2 separate regions of the Homo sapiens genome follow, and region 1 is linked to region 2. Evidence: read pairs that join two places in POLR2A ChIA-PET (ENCODE). Cell type or tissue: PC-9. All regions are shown on one strand. Links, peaks and the distances in the headings refer to the core of each region. The heading gives the core; the rest is flanking DNA.

Region 1 (7,616 bases), core at 1,171-6,170, 210 kb before region 2:
TTTATATCAGAGGCAGGGCTTGGTCACCGTGACAGTTCCCAATACTGTACCTGGCCAAATGGCTGCAGTTGGTGGCCAGAGATAAAATCTTAGAGGCATCTCTCCTGCTTAGTGTGCTGGGCTCCCCCTCTACCCAGCTGCTTCCTTTAAACTGACGGTTGTGAAATTTGCCCTGAAATTTAAAGTGACCACCTCTCAGTCACAGCGTGGTCACCTGGCCCCAGTGTTTGCTTGCTTTAAACTCACCCATTAAAGCTTTCTGCTGGAAACCTCAGCTAACGCCTTGGACCCACTAAAGCCATTGGCCTACAGGTCCCTACTTTCCTCTCTGCCTGGACTCCTTGACCTCTGTGTCTATTATCTCTAGGTGTGCCATGTGCTCCTCAGAGTCTGTAAATAGCAAAAAAAAAATTTGTACTTTCACATTGTGGTTGTATCACTATAGCCTCACCTGCCATCTGGTGCCTGACATTGAGGCTGCCCCATGGGACCCATGCTGGTTGAGCCCCTGCTGGAGCTCTTTTCTTGGGGTCTCTGGTGCTGCTGGGGACAGGCACTGTCAGGTGATTTGATGGAGAAATGGAAGAGTTTTATTCAAAACAGTGTGTCAGATGATGTTTTCATGGGCTTCAGCTGCTGTAACAAACACCTTAGTCTGGGTGACTTAAAATTTAGAAATCTATTTCTCATAGTTCTGGAGCCTGGGAAGTCCAAGTTCAAGGTTCCAGCTGATTCAGTCCTGGTGAGGGCTTCCTTGCAGATTCCTGCTCTCTTGCTGTATCTGCACATGGTGCAGGCTTGAAGGTGGGTGGAGAGACAGAAAGAGGTAGAGACCCTTCTCCCATGTTTTCTTCTATTTATAAGGTCATTAACTCTATCATGAAGCCTCCACTTTTATGACTTAGTCTTACTGTAATTATCTCCCAAAAATGCCACCTCCAAATTTCATCACATTAAGGATGAGGGCTTTAACAATTTTGAGGGGGCACATTCTGTCTGGAGCAGGAAAGGTGGGAGCTCCTTCCCCTCCTGTTCATGAGGCCTGACCTTCCCTGGTGAGATAACTTCACATTCAGTCTCATTCTAGGTTGCAGCTCCACAGAGCCTGGGTTCTCCTCTGCTCTTCTGCCCATTCCTGGGTTTTCCTTCTTGCACCACCTTCTCCCTGTGGCCCCACCTGCTCCTGTTCCAGGCAGCTGTCCTTGCGTTGCTGCTCTCTCACCATCTCTGGCCTCACTGGCCTCTGCCTTTTTTTTTCTCAGCCCTGAGGCCAGCTCCATGGGAGGGAGGAAGGGTGAAGCTGGGATGGGTTCTGACCAGGTTGCTGCCCGCTATGGAAGCTTGACAATGAGGGACGCTGTTGTGTCACCATGGAGGAGTCCTTAGGAAAAGGCTATTTCTCAGGGGTGCCTGGATCAAAAGGGGGGTGGCACTTTTAATTTAGCTGGATCTGTGAACTACAGGGACTCTGCTCCATGTCAGCAACCAGCACCTCCAACTTTTGGTTTCTCTCTGTAGCTGATTGTCTTGCCTGTGATAAGATCCTCCTCACAATGACTGATGGTCACAGCCGTGTGTGGAAACTTAATGGAGGGTCTTGAATGCTCACACAGAGTGTCCAGGGAACATGCTTCCTGATGTTGAGAACGGGTGCTCAGTGTCATAAAGATAAACACTGAGACAAAGGATCTCTCAGAAAGGCTAGTTTACTTTCTGCAGAAAGGGTGTCACTCGCTAGCAGTCTTGCCATGACAGCACACACAAACAAAGGAGACAGGGTCATTTATAACCTGACCCGTCCACCCTACTGCTATGTCCAGCTTCTATTGGCTGGAACGGACCTCCCAATTTGTACTTGACTTGATTGGCTAGCAACTTAGAACTTTCCCAAAGAGGCAAAGGCAGAGAATAAAGGAAGAGAGGAATTAACTTGTGGAATGCTGAGAGAGGCAAAAACATTTTCAAGTAGGGAAAGGAATAAGCCTGACCTAATGCTTGCTTGGACTGGTTCAGGCATATCAGGGCAAATATCTAAGCTAAAATGTGGGGTCTAAGAACACAGAGTATATTGATTTCTTTATTATGGCTGGCAGAATTTAAGAATATTAGCACAGGTCTTTGAGAAAATTGTGCTTTTAAGAGAGGTTACTATTTATTTTCAATTAGACTGGGAGGAAAATCCCTTTGAAGAGGACCTCTATTTATTTCATTCTCTACAATTCTCCCCTCTTTTATTTTATAATTACTCTTCAAACTTGTTTAATATGTTTTGACTTAATTGCTCTGTTTGTCCTTTTAAGAGAAGTAATCTTTTTGAATATGGTGGAGAGTTAGGAAACAATTTTGTGAGAGTAGCAGGGACAAGTTTTTGTATAAAGCTTTGAAAACATTTTTATTTATAGTTACCCACCAGAACAACAAAGATTTAAATCTCACAGCTATTTGATTTCGTGCTTTAAATTTATCTGGCACTTCTTGCGGGACCCCAATAGTGTTTATGTAAACCTGAGGATTAAAGGATTTATAAAGAGTTTCTTTGGGCCTGCAGTGTTTTGTTTTTACTTTTTTTTTTTTTAAGGCTGATAAAATGCCAGGGTGAAAGGGATAGCCAATTGGATTAGAGCATAAATACTCCTCCAATTATCTGGCAGAGTGTCCAGTAAAGGTCCTTCACAGTACTAGCATACATTTGCTCAGGGGTGGCTAAGCACAGACTGATGGGCAAGCTCCTGGAAAGGCTTGAGCTTCTTGCATCCTTTTATGCTTCCAAGGAACACCAAATTCTCCACTTGCCATGGGAGGCACGAACTAAACTTGGCATTTAGAGGTGGAAGCTGGATTGCCCTTGGGGGCTGACCCACAGGGTGTCAAGCTTTAGGAAACAGCAGAGAGAGAGCTCAGCATGATGGATTATCCCAAGCAGTGGGATTTTGGTAGGATTTAGCCTGTGGTAGAATCCTCCTCACAATGACTGATGGTCACAGCTGTGTGTGACCATATGGTCCATACCTGGTTGATGAGGAGACCATCCGAGTGGAAAGGGGACAATCTGGGCGTCTGTGCACAAGCATAACAATCACTGTTATTTAAAGTGCAGATGGAATATTTAATCCATTCCAGCCGGGCATTTGCATTTTGATACATTGTCTTAATGGCTAAGGTTTGTTTTAGATCTTTCACCTTTGCAATAGACACCGTAGTTTTATTATAGGTGTAGGAGTAAGTGGGATGGGATCTAAAACTGAGGCTACTGAAGAAGGGGAAGATGGGGAATAATGCATATCTAAAAAATGCATAGGGGGTGTTTCCCATTTAGGTCGATCCCCATACCATAGAAGCAACTAAGAGTAGGTTTAGAGTCAGTTAAGGTGGAGGTGGTGATAGAGAGAAGGACAGTGTTACACTGATAAGGCTGGCAATTAGAAGGCGTAGTCCCTTTAGTGAGGGGTTTTAGATCTGCACAAACCTCTTCCGTGGAAGTCCAACCTTGCACCTGAGTAGTCCATAGGATGTAGTCCCAGCTACTACAAGGTTGCCAGGCTATAGGAGCAGAAAATTGGTGTCTCGGCTGCAGGTATTCACAACCATGAGTGCTAGGAGGAACTATGTCAACTAGAGGGCCGGAGCATAAATATTTGTGTGAAAAAGCTAGCTGTCATTGATCCTTCACATCTTTACAAGGTATGACAGAGCATGCATTAAAGGCAATGGTCTGAGATGAGTCAGACTTAGTTATGTTAATAACAAAAGGAGCTAGTAACAGAATAAGGAAAGGAAAGGAAGCAATATAGAAGGGATATGGAAATTAAGCTTTTGGTTTTTTTTAACTTTAACTTGTTAAGGCTTGATCCCGGTACACTAACCTATGATTCTGATGAGGAAGATGATTTCTTGACTTAAGTATGGTGGGTCCATCTTCTCTTGGCTGTGCGGATGGCAGTCTTGGTGGTCAACTGTACAGGATAAGGGCCTTCCCAGGCGGGCACAAGTTTCCCTTCTTTTTACCCTCTGATGAGAACATGGTCCCTGGGTTAGTGCTGGTGAGCTAGAAATTCTAGCGGTGGTGTCTGTGCTAAGAGATCTTTTATCTTAAGAGAAGAAAAGGTAGCGGAGAGACCAAGTATATAATTTCTGAGGAACTGATCCTTAGTTTCAAACATAGGAACATTAGCTGAGGAATGTAAATAAGGCAATCCATATAACATTTTATATGGAGACAGGCCTGTATCCTTTTGGGGAGCTGTCCTGATCCTTAATAAGGCAATGGGAAGACATTTGGTCCATGGTAAATGAGTTTCTAGAATTAATTTAGTCAGATGATTCTTAAGGGTTTGATTTATTCTTTCTACTTGTCCGGAGGATAAGGGATGCCAGGGAATATGATATTCCCATTTTATGTCTAGCACTTGGGCCAGCTTTTTAATAATATGTGCAGCAAAATGGGTTTCATTGTTTGAGTCAATATTTTCTATTATTCCAAACTTGGGTATAATATGCTCAATTAATGGTTTTACCACATTATTGGCAGTTGCCTCGAAAAGGGGATGGCTTCTACCCAGTGGTTAAGGTAATTAATTATTACTAGCAGGTGTTTTAGCCGACTAATGGGTGGCATTTTAGTATAATCGACTTGGACGTTTTGGAATGGTCTTAACTCCGGAGTTCTTCCTCCGAAAGGCAATTTCCTTTCAGCTTGTTTGTCAGCTTTCTTACAGATGAGACAGCCATTTGTGATCTGCCTGTCTAGAATATAAATGCCAATACACCTAAAGACTCTGAGAATCATGTCACATAGGGCCTGGGGACCCCAGTGAGTCCCTTGATGTAAATGGGATAATACTTCCCTCATAAAGGGTTTAGATAGCATCTCTCTTTGATCTGGAAGTATGCAGCTTTCTTATGAATTTTTTTTTTTTTTTGCTTTGGGATTTCAACTAATTTTTCTTTCCCAGCCAGGGAGAAGATAGGCACAACAGTAGGAGAAGGAAGGTGGGGAGTTAAATGAAAAATGGGCATATCTAAGACTGCAGCCTTTTTGGCCATCTGATCTGCAAGGTTATTCCTTCGGCTCTTAAGGGAAAAATCATGTTGATGTCCAGGAATGTGCATGATGGCTATCTACTTTAGTAGCTGGAGATTATCTAAGACATGACTAATGACTTATGAGCAAGTTCTTGGCCCCTACTATTTATAAGACCTTGTTCAGCCTAAATCTTCCCAAATGTGTGTGCTACCCTAAAGGCATACTTAGAATCTGTGTAGATAGTTTCTATCTGATCCTTTAAATATTTTAAGGCCTGACTGAAGGCAAATAATTTACAAGCTTGAGCAGAATAGCTATTGGGTAACCATCCTGATTTAATTTCTTCGAGTGTCTCTCTATCTACTACTGCATATCCACTGTGTTATTCCCCATTAAACACCCAGGGGGACTTGTCTATGAATAGGTGTTGCCCCGATCTATAGAGGCCTCAGCTAAATCTGGCTGGACTTTTGTATGGTAGTCAATTAAGTTGAGGCACAAGTGTTCTGTCTGTAGCAACGGATTTCCCGTCAAGAACCCTGCAGGGTTGAGTGAGTTATCTGTTGTTATGGTTAAGTCATTTAAATCATCCTTTTTTTTTTAACAGAATAGCCTTATATTTTAAAATTCTGGAATCAGTGGGCCAGCTTCCTGCTTTTTGGCTCAAAATGGTCTTGACTTGATGAGATGTGCTCACGGTCAAATACCCCCCAAAGGTTATTTTTCTACTTTTTTCTACTAATATGGCTGTGGTTGCAATAGATTGAATATACTGGGGCCACCCACTGGCAACAGGATTTAAAATCTTAGACAGAAAAGCTACTGGTTGTCACCGGCCTCCGTGTTCTTGAGTGAGCACCCCTAAGGCTACTCCATTGCTTACATTAACAAAAAGGTGGAAGGGCTTCTTAAGAGAAGGCAGAGCTAAAACTGGAGCAGACATTAGTCTATGCTTCAGTTTATTAATTTGATCTACTTCTTTAGAGGACCACATAAGGGGGTCAGGCCCCTTATTAGCTAACTTTTCATATAATAATTTACTTCTTAATGCATAGGAGTCGATCCATAATCGGCAGTATCTAATTAATCCTACAAACTTTTTAAGTTCTTGTTTGATCCAGGGCAGTGGCAGGGACAGAATTCCTTCTACTCGCTCAGGACCAATTCTTCTTTTGCTGGTGCTAAATGGCCCATGTATTTGACTTCTGGTTCTACATATTGGAGCTTCTCTTTTGAGACTCGTAGCCCTTCAGTGTATAAATGATTTAGAAAATAGATGGTGTACTTATTTACTTTCTCTATATCCTCTCCAGGTATAAGAATATCATCCATGTGTTAAGTAAACATAGCTGTTTTGGGATAGCAGCCCTCTCTATGACTTTCTCTAAGGCATGACTAAAAGGGTTTGGTGAATCTGCAAACCCTTGATACAGAACTGTCCATCTGTATTGTTGCTTCTGCCCACTGTGGGGGTCCTCCCACTCAAAGGCAAACAGGTCAGGCTGTTTTCCACTAAAAGACATGCCCAGAAGTCATCCTCTAAATTTAAGACAGTGAACTACTGATTACTATATGGAATTTTACTTAGAATAGTGTAGGGATGGGCCAGGCGCAATGGCTCATGCCTGTAATCCCAGCACTTTGGGAGGCCGAGGCGGGCAGATCATGAGGTCAAGAGATTGAGAACATCCTGGCCACTTGGTGAAACCCCGTCTCTACTAAAAATACAAAAATTAGCTGGGCATGGTGGTGGGTGCCTGTAATCCCAGCTATTCAGGAGGCTGAGGCAGGAGAATCACTGGAACCTGGGAGGCGGAGGTTGCAGTGAGCCAAGATTGCACCACTACACTCCAGCCTGGTGACACAGTGAGACTCTGTCTCAAAATAAGAAAAGAATAGTGTAGGGATTTGGCATGATTGGGTGAGGAGTCTGCACTATTTCATTAACAGCTTTAAGATCTTGCACTAATCAGTATGACCTGTTAGGTTTCTTGACAGGTAAAATGGGAGTATTATAGGGAGACATGCAAGGCTTGAGGAGCCCATCTTTTGTAAGTCTATTACGGGCTTCAACCCTATCTGCCCTTCCAAGGAGATAGGATACTATTTATTCCTTACAATCTCCCCTGGAGTCTTCAATTTTATTTGGATTGGGGGAATCTGTAACCTCCTTCAGTTTCTTTCTTTTGGCCAGACACCAGGGGAAATTTTGCCATAGTTAGCAAATTTAGTGAGGTTAAGAACCCTCTTGGGCTAACCTGTTAAGGGAAGAGACCACCCCTCATATTGTCTTATGCCCAATTTCTACTTCCAAAAGAAAGAAGAAGTAAAAACTAAAAGGCAGAAATGAAATCCACAGGCAGACAGCCCGGCACCGCGCCCTGGGCCTGGTAGTTAAAGATCGACCCCTGACCTAACAGGTTATGTTATCTATAGATTCCAGACATTGTATGGAAAAGCATTATAAAAATCCCTGTCCTGTTCTGTTCTGTTCTGATTACCGCTGCATGCAGCCCCCAGTCACATACCCCCTGCTTGCTCAATCAATCATGAGCCTCTCACACGGACCCCCTTGGAGTTGTGAGCCCTTAAA
Region 2 (7,616 bases), core at 1,055-6,054:
GCTCACTGCAACCTCCGCCTCCCGGGTTCAAGCGATTCTCCTGCCTCAGCCTCCTGAGTAGCTGGGATTACAGGCACTCACCATCACACCTGGCTAATTTTTGTCTTTTTAGTAGAGATGGGGTTTCACCACATTGGCCAGGCTGGTCTCAAACTCCTGACCTCAAATGATCCGCCTGCCTCATCCTCCCAAAATGCTGGGATTACAGGTGTGAGTCAGCCACCATGCCTGGCTTTTTTTTCTTTCTTTTTTTCTTTTTTTTTTTTTTTTTTGAGATAGAGTCTCTCTCTGTCGCCCAGGCTGCGGAGTGCAGTGGCATGATCTCGGCTCACTGCAACCTCGGCCTCCTGGGTTGAAGTGATTCTTGTGTCTCAGCCTTCTGAGTAGCTGGGATAACAGGCACGCATCACTGTGTCTAGCTAATTTTTGTACTGTTATTTAGTAGAGACGAGGTTTCATCATGTTGACCAGGCTGGTCTTGAACTCCTGGCATCAAGCAATCTGCCCACACTAGCCTCCCAAAGTGTTGGGATTACAGGTGTGATGTGCCCGATGACTAACAATTTATTGACTTTACAATAATGTGAAAGTGATACATTTTATTTCTTTTTTTCATTTGTCTTTTTTTTTCTTCAGTAAAGATGGGCTCTCACTATGTTGACCAGCCTGGTCTTGAACTCCTGGCCTCAAGCAATCCTCCCATCTCAGCCTCTCAATGTGCTGGGATTACAGGCATGAGCCACTGCACCAAGCCAAAAGTGATACACTTTCAATAGAAATCATATTCCATGCACCCATACAGCCATTCTGTTTTTCACTTTCAATTCAGTATTCAATAAATTACATGAGATATTCAACACTCTTGTATAAAATACAAGGCTTTGTGTTAGATGAGTTTGCCCAACTGTAGGCTAATGTAAATGTTCTGACCACTTTAAGGTAAAGTAGGCTAACCTATAATGTTCAGTAGGTTAAATGTATTAAATGCGGCCAGGCACGGTGGCTCACGCCTGTAATCCCAGCACTTTGGGAGGCCGAGGCAGGTAGATTACTTGAGGTCAGGAATTTGAGACCAGACTGGTGAACATGGTGAAACCCCATCCATACTAAAAATACAAAAATTAGCCGAAGCCAGGCACGGTGGCTCGCCTAATCGCGACACTTTGGGAGGCCAAGGCAGGTGGATGACCTGAGGTCAGGAGTTCAAGATCAGCCTCGCCAACATGGTGAAACCCCATCTCCACAAAACATACAAATATTAGTCAGGCGTGGTGGTGATGTCTGTAATCCCAGCTACTCGGGAGGCTGAGGCAGGAGAATTGCTTGAACCCAGGAAGCGGAGGCTGCAGTGAGCTGAGATCACGCCACTGCACTCCACCCTGGGTGACAGAGTGAGACTCCGCCTCAAAAAAAAAAAAAAAATTAGCCAAGCATGCCAAGCGTGGTGGCACATGCCTATAGTCCCAGCTACTGGGGAGGCTGAGGCAGTAGAATTGCTTGAACTTGGGAGGCAGAGGTTACAGTGAGCAGAGATCATGCCACTGCATTCCAGCCTGAGTGACAGAGCAACACTCCGTCTCAAAAAAAAAAAACAAAAAACAAAAGTCAATATCCTCAGCTTGGGTGACAGAGCGAGACTGTCTCAAAAAAAAAAGTCAATATCCTGGGGCAAAAGGATATGAAACTGTTCTAGATCCAAAAAGATTTTTGATAAATAAAAAATAATAAATAAATAATAAAAAAGAAAACAAAACAAAAAGAAAAGAAGGAAAAAGAAAACACAAACACACACACAAAAGAGACTAAATAGACATAATGGCCAAACACTAAGCTCAATTGTATCCTGGTTCCTAAAAACAGCCGTAGGCTGGGCACCGTGGCTCACACCTATAATTACAGCACTTTGAGTCACCGAGAGGGGAAGATCATTTGAGCCCAGGAGATTGAGACCAGCCTGGGCAACATGGTGAGATCCTATCTCTACCAAAAAAAGAAAGAAAAAAGAAAAAAAAAGCTGTAAAAATTATTCCTCGGGTAATTGGAGACATCTGAACACAGCTGAATATTTAATAATGATATAAAGTTACTGCATATTGGCCGGGCGTGGTGTCTCACGCCTGTAATCCCAGTACTTTGGGAGGCCGAGACGGGCGGATCACGAGGTCAGGAGATCGAGACCATCCTGGCTAACATGGTGAAACCCCGTCTCTACTAAAAATACAAAAAAAAAAATTAGCTGGGCGTGGTGGTGGGCGTCTGTAGTCCCAGCTACTCGGGAGGCTGAGGCAGGAGAATGGCATGAACCCGGGAGGCGGAGCTTGCAGTGAGCCGAGATCGCACCACTGCACTCCAGCCTGGGCGACAGAGCGAGACTCTTGTCTCAAAAAAAAAAAAAAAAAAAAAAAGTTACTGCATATTTTGTTAGACGTGACAAAGGTTTTGTAAAAGAGGAAGTCTCAAAGTATAGCCTAGAGAACCCTGACATTCTGCAAAATCAAAACGATTTTTGGACTTTTTGCCCATTTTCACTCGCATTCCCCAAAAACATTTGGGGGAGAGGGGCGCGGTTCTAAAAGTTTCATGACCTATAGTGACATAATTGCTCTGATGGCTGATGAAATTTGTGCTTGTTTTTTTTTTTTTTTTTTTTTTTTTTTTTTGAGACAGTCTTGCTCTGTGGCCCAGGCTGGAGTGCAGTGGTGCGATCTCGTCTCACTGCAACCTCTACCTCCTGGGTGTTCAAGTGATTCTCATGCTTCAGCCTCCTGAGTAGCTGGGATTACAGGAGCGTGCCACCATGCCCGGTTAATTTTTGTATTTTTAGTAGGGACGGGGTTTCATCATGTTGGCCAGGCTGATCTCAAACTCCTGACCTCGGGTGATCCGCACACCTCGGCTTCCCAAAGTGCCAGGATTACAGGCGTGAGCCACCGCGCCCGGCCTGTGCTTGTGTATTGTTATATTTTGTACTATTATTTCAATGTAGATTTTAAAAAATTCAAAATAAGAAATTGTGGGTGGGGAACATATAACATCTTGACCTAAAGCAGCCTTCATTGTCCCTGAAACTTGTCGAGTGATTTCCGCAACAGCCCAGCCTGCCTAACCCCAAATTCTTTCAACAAATTCATTCTTCCCTTCCATGATGCATCATGTCTGTGACACATCCCCAGAGCTTTTCTTTCATCTGTTGCCTGCAGCAGCTAAACCTGAAACTACCCCCATCAAAGAAACATAACCCAGAAGGAATCCTGTAAAGCATTCAGCTTGCTGGCCTTGGAGTTCCCACGGCCTACACTGCCCCCTGGTGGCAAGTAAGCTCTCAGCTTCTTTTCCATTTGGTTCCCAAGTTCTTTCCCTTCATTACTCAAAACTATAGTAAACACCTCTTATCTGCCTGGGATACATTTCAAGACCCGGAGTGGATGCCTAAAACCGCAGATAGTACAGAACCCTACACACTATGCTTTTTCCTATACATACGCACCTATGATAGAGTTTAATTTATAAATTAGGCACATTAATAAATCAATAATAACTAATAATAAAATAGAACAATTACAGCAAGGCATGATGGTGCACGTCTGTAGGCCCAGCTACTTGGGAGGCTGAGGCGGGAGGATCACCTTAGCCAGGGTTCAATACCAGCCTGGACAACATAGCGAGACCCCCACCCAAAAAAAAAAAAAAAAGAATAGGTCGGACACAGCAGCTCAAACCTGTAATCTTAGCACTTTGGGAGGTCAAGGCAGGTGGATCACTTGAGGTCAGGAGTTCGAGACCAGCCTGGCCAACATGGTGAAACCCCATCGCTACTAAAAATCTTTTAAAAATCAATTAGCTGGGTGTGGTGGCACTCGCCTGTAAATCCAGCTACTGCTACTCGGGAGGCTGAGGCAAGAGAATCGCTTGAACCCAGGAGGCAGAGGTTGCAGTAAACCAAGATTGTGCCACTGTACGCCAGCCTGGGCAACAGAGTGAGACTCCATCTCAAAAGAAAAAAAGATGAAGTGATGGATGGTTAGAGATGTACACTGTAAAAAAAAATTTTAAGCCTGGTGCAGTGGCTCACTCTAATCCCAGCACTTTGGGAGGCCAAGGAGGGAGGATTGCCTGAGCCCAGGAGGTCGAGGCCAGCCTGGGCAATGTGGCAAAACTCTGTCTTTACAAAAAACACAAAAACTAGCCAGGAGTGGTGGTGCACACCTGTAGTTCCAGCTATTTGGAAGCCTGAGGCAGGAGGATCGCTTGAGCCAGGAGGTTGAGGCTGCAGTGAGCTATGATTGCACCACTGCACTCCAGCCTGGATGACAAAGTGAGACCCTGTCTCAAAAAAAAAAAAAAATTTTTTTTCAGCTTTTCTCTATGCTTGAAATTTTTCATAATAAAATGTTGGAAGAAAAATTACTCGTTTCACAATGTTAAAAGGAGGAAGTATTGAAACCCACACTTGAGCCACATAAGAATCAATGGTGGAGCTTTTAAAACATGCCAATTCCTTGTGTCCACCCAGAACAATTAAATCAGACTCTCTGATTCTAAGGGACCTGGGGGATCAGTGTTTTCAGCAGTACTTCTCTAAGCCAGCATATTTAACAGCAAACCTAACTTTCTGATTCGGCCACCCTGTGGCAGCTAAGATGTTCACTTCTCAATCAGTTTATTAAAAAAAGAAAACTTGGGCCAGGTGCGGTGGCTCACTCCTGTAATCCCTGCATTTTGGGAGGCTGAGGCACGCAGATCACTTGAGGCCAGGTGCTCACGACCAGCCTGGCAGTATGGCGAAACCCCATCTCTAATAAAAACATAAAATTTAGCCAGATGTGGTGGTGCGCACCTGTAATCCCAGCTACTGGAGAGGCTGAGGCAGAAGGATCACCGAAAGGCGGAGGTTGCAGTGAGCCGAGACTGCGCCACTGCACTCTAGCCTGGGTGACAGAGTGAGGCTCTGTCTCAGAAAAAAAAGAATTACTCCTGTTTTGGCGATCCACTGCCTTGTAGCGTCATCATGTATTAAACAGTCCCCTGCTGTGTACTTTGTCCCCTGCCCTACACCCCTGCTGTCTTTTGTGCACATGAGCAAGGGTGTCTCTGGGCTTCACACCTAGAAGGGGAACCTCTGGGTTGGAGATCCTGAAGGCAGCCAGCTAATCCTTGAAACAGCCTCAAGAGGAAGGTGCTGTGATAAACCCTGTGTTTTAGCGCAGGGAACTGAGGCTCCCAGAGGGAGGCAGAGATTGCAGTGAGCCAAGATTGTGCCACTGCACTCCAACCTGGGGGACAGAGTGAGACTCTGTCTCTAAAAAAAAAAAAAAGAAAGAAAGAAAACTCATTCTACAATGAAACCACTTAAATTTGTCCCATCTTTTATGTAAGATGAACAACCAGTTCAAGAAACTGGGAGTTTCTATGAAAATTAAACATTTGTCGACTCAGTGACCCAGAAAATCCAGTCCTTAGAATTCATGACAATGTTCCCTAAGATATTAGCAGAAGAATCTTCATAGCAGCATTATTCGTGGTAGCCAAAAACTGAATAATCAGAAGGAAAATAGGGTGTAGTGGCTCATGCCTGTAATTCACTTTGTACTTTGGGAGGCTGAGGCAAGGAGGATCGCTTGAGCCTAGGAGCCACCACAACCTGCCCATTTTGTAGGGCAAAAATTATGGCCAGTGGACCAAATTTGGCCTGCCATCAGTTTTTGTAAGGCCTGTAAGCTAAGAATCATTTTAACTTTTTTTCACATTGAAAACTATCAAAGTAACATGTAAAAACTAGATGGGGCTCACACCTGTAATCCCAACACTTTGGGAGGCCGAGGCAGGAGGGTTGCTTGAGGCCTGGAGTTTGAGACCAATCTGAGCAACACAGCAAGACTCAGTCTCTACAAAAAATTGTTTAAAAATTAGCTGGGCATGGTGGCACATGCCCATAGTCCCAGCTACTCAGGAGGCTGCGGTAGGAGGATCACTTGAGCCCAGGAGTTGGAGGCTGCAATGAGCTATGCTCACGCCAGTGCATACCAGCTTGGGCAATAGAACAAGAGCCTGTCTCAAACAAATTTAAAAAAAAACCTATATGAAATCCAAATTTTATTTTTTATTTTATTTATTTATTTTTTTTGAAATGGAGTTTTGCTCTTGTCACTCATGCTGGAGTGCAATGGCACCATCTGGGCTCACTGCAACCTCCACCTCCCGGGGGAGGTTCAAGCGATTCCCCTGCCTCAGCCTCCTGAGTAGCTGGGAATACAGGCACACCCCACCACGCCCAGCTTATTTTGTATTTTTAGTAGAGATGGGGTTTCACCATGTTGGTCAGGCTGGTCTCGAACTCCTGACCTCAGGTGATCTACCCACCTCAGCTTCCCAAAGTGCTGGGATTACAGGCATGAGCCTGACCTAAAATCCAAATGTAGAGGCCACAAATAAAGTCTTATTAGAACACAGCCATGCCTATTCATTTATGCAGTGTCTGTGGCTGCTTTCATGCCACAATAAGAGAGCTGAGTAGCTGTCACAGAGACCCTACTACCTGTAAAAACTGAAAATATTTACTATCTGGTCCTTCACAGAAAAAGGTGGCCAACTGCTGCTCTATAGCAATAAGAAGGAAAGAACTCCAAGTATAAACCAACATCATGTAGAGTGGAAAAAAGGCCAGACACAAAAGAGTACACTGTATAAGTCCTGTTTATAATGTCAGAACAGGCAAAACCGGCCTGTGGTTAAATGCATCAGAAGAATGGTGCCTTAGGAGGGCGGTCATTGGCCAGAAAGGGAGGCAAGGAAGACTTCTGGGGTGATGGGCAAGTTCTGTATCGGGATCTGGGTAAGTACTCATACACATGTATAATATGTGGACTCCTTTCATTCCATGAATGTTAACAACTCGGTTTTGTTTGTTTGTTTGTTTGTTGAGATGGAATCTCGCTTTGTCACCCAGGCTGGAGTGCAGTGGTGCGATCTTGGCTCACTGCAACCTCTGCCTCCCGGATTCAAGCAATTCTCCTCCTGCCTCCTCAGCCTCCTGAGTAGCTGGGATTACAGGTGCCTCACCACCATACCGCTTAATTTTTGTATTTTTAGTAGAGACAGGGTTTCACCATGTTGGCCAGGCTGATCTCGAACTTCTGACCTCAAGTGATCCGCCCACCTCAGCCTCTCAACGTACTGGAATTACAGGCATGAGCCACCACACCCAGGCTAACAATTCATTTTTTTAAAGTAGAAGGAAAAATAAAGGAGAGAAAAATGGACCCCCATCTCCAAAATCTCAGACAAGCCAGCCATGGTGGCTCACGCCTATAATCCCAGCACTTTGGGGAGGTCAAGGTGTGCAGATCACCTGAGGTCAGGAGTTTGAGACCAGCCTGGCCAACATGGTGAAACCCTATCTCTACTAAAAATACAAAAATTAGCCAGACATGGTGGCACATGCCTGGAATCCCAGCTATTTGGGAGGCTGAGACAGCAGAATCGCTTGCGCTCAGGAGGCAGAGGCTGCAGTGAACTGAGAGCTTGCCATTGCACTCCAGCCTGGGTGACAGAGCAAGACTGTCTCAAAAAAATAAATAAAAATGTGCCTGGGCGCAGTGGCTCATGCCTGTAATCCC

The links. Peaks named below come from ENCODE experiments on the same cell type or tissue, not always from the same donor. Only the 100,000 strongest peaks of a DNase experiment are listed, where the experiment ranks them.
Region 1: POLR2A ChIA-PET joins it to region 2 with 6 read pairs; 2 of 35 experiments call an interaction of 5 or more read pairs at or near these places.

Annotation. Positions count from the first base shown.
Region 1 is chr19:43,306,727-43,314,342 of GRCh38, forward strand. No RefSeq gene overlaps it. Among named protein-coding and RNA genes, the nearest start is that of LINC03078, 21 kb to the right of the region's middle. In PC-9, for the core only: no CTCF peak of the experiment used is centred there; no DNase peak of the experiment used is centred there.
Region 2 is chr19:43,516,370-43,523,985 of GRCh38, forward strand. All of the region lies in intron 3 of ETHE1 (ETHE1 persulfide dioxygenase), which reads right to left. Among named protein-coding and RNA genes, the nearest start is that of ETHE1, 7.0 kb to the right of the region's middle. In PC-9, for the core only: CTCF peaks have their summits at 3,289 (motif pointing left) and 3,492; DNase peaks (open chromatin) are centred at 1,612, 1,882 and 3,212; H3K27ac peaks cover 3,020 bases.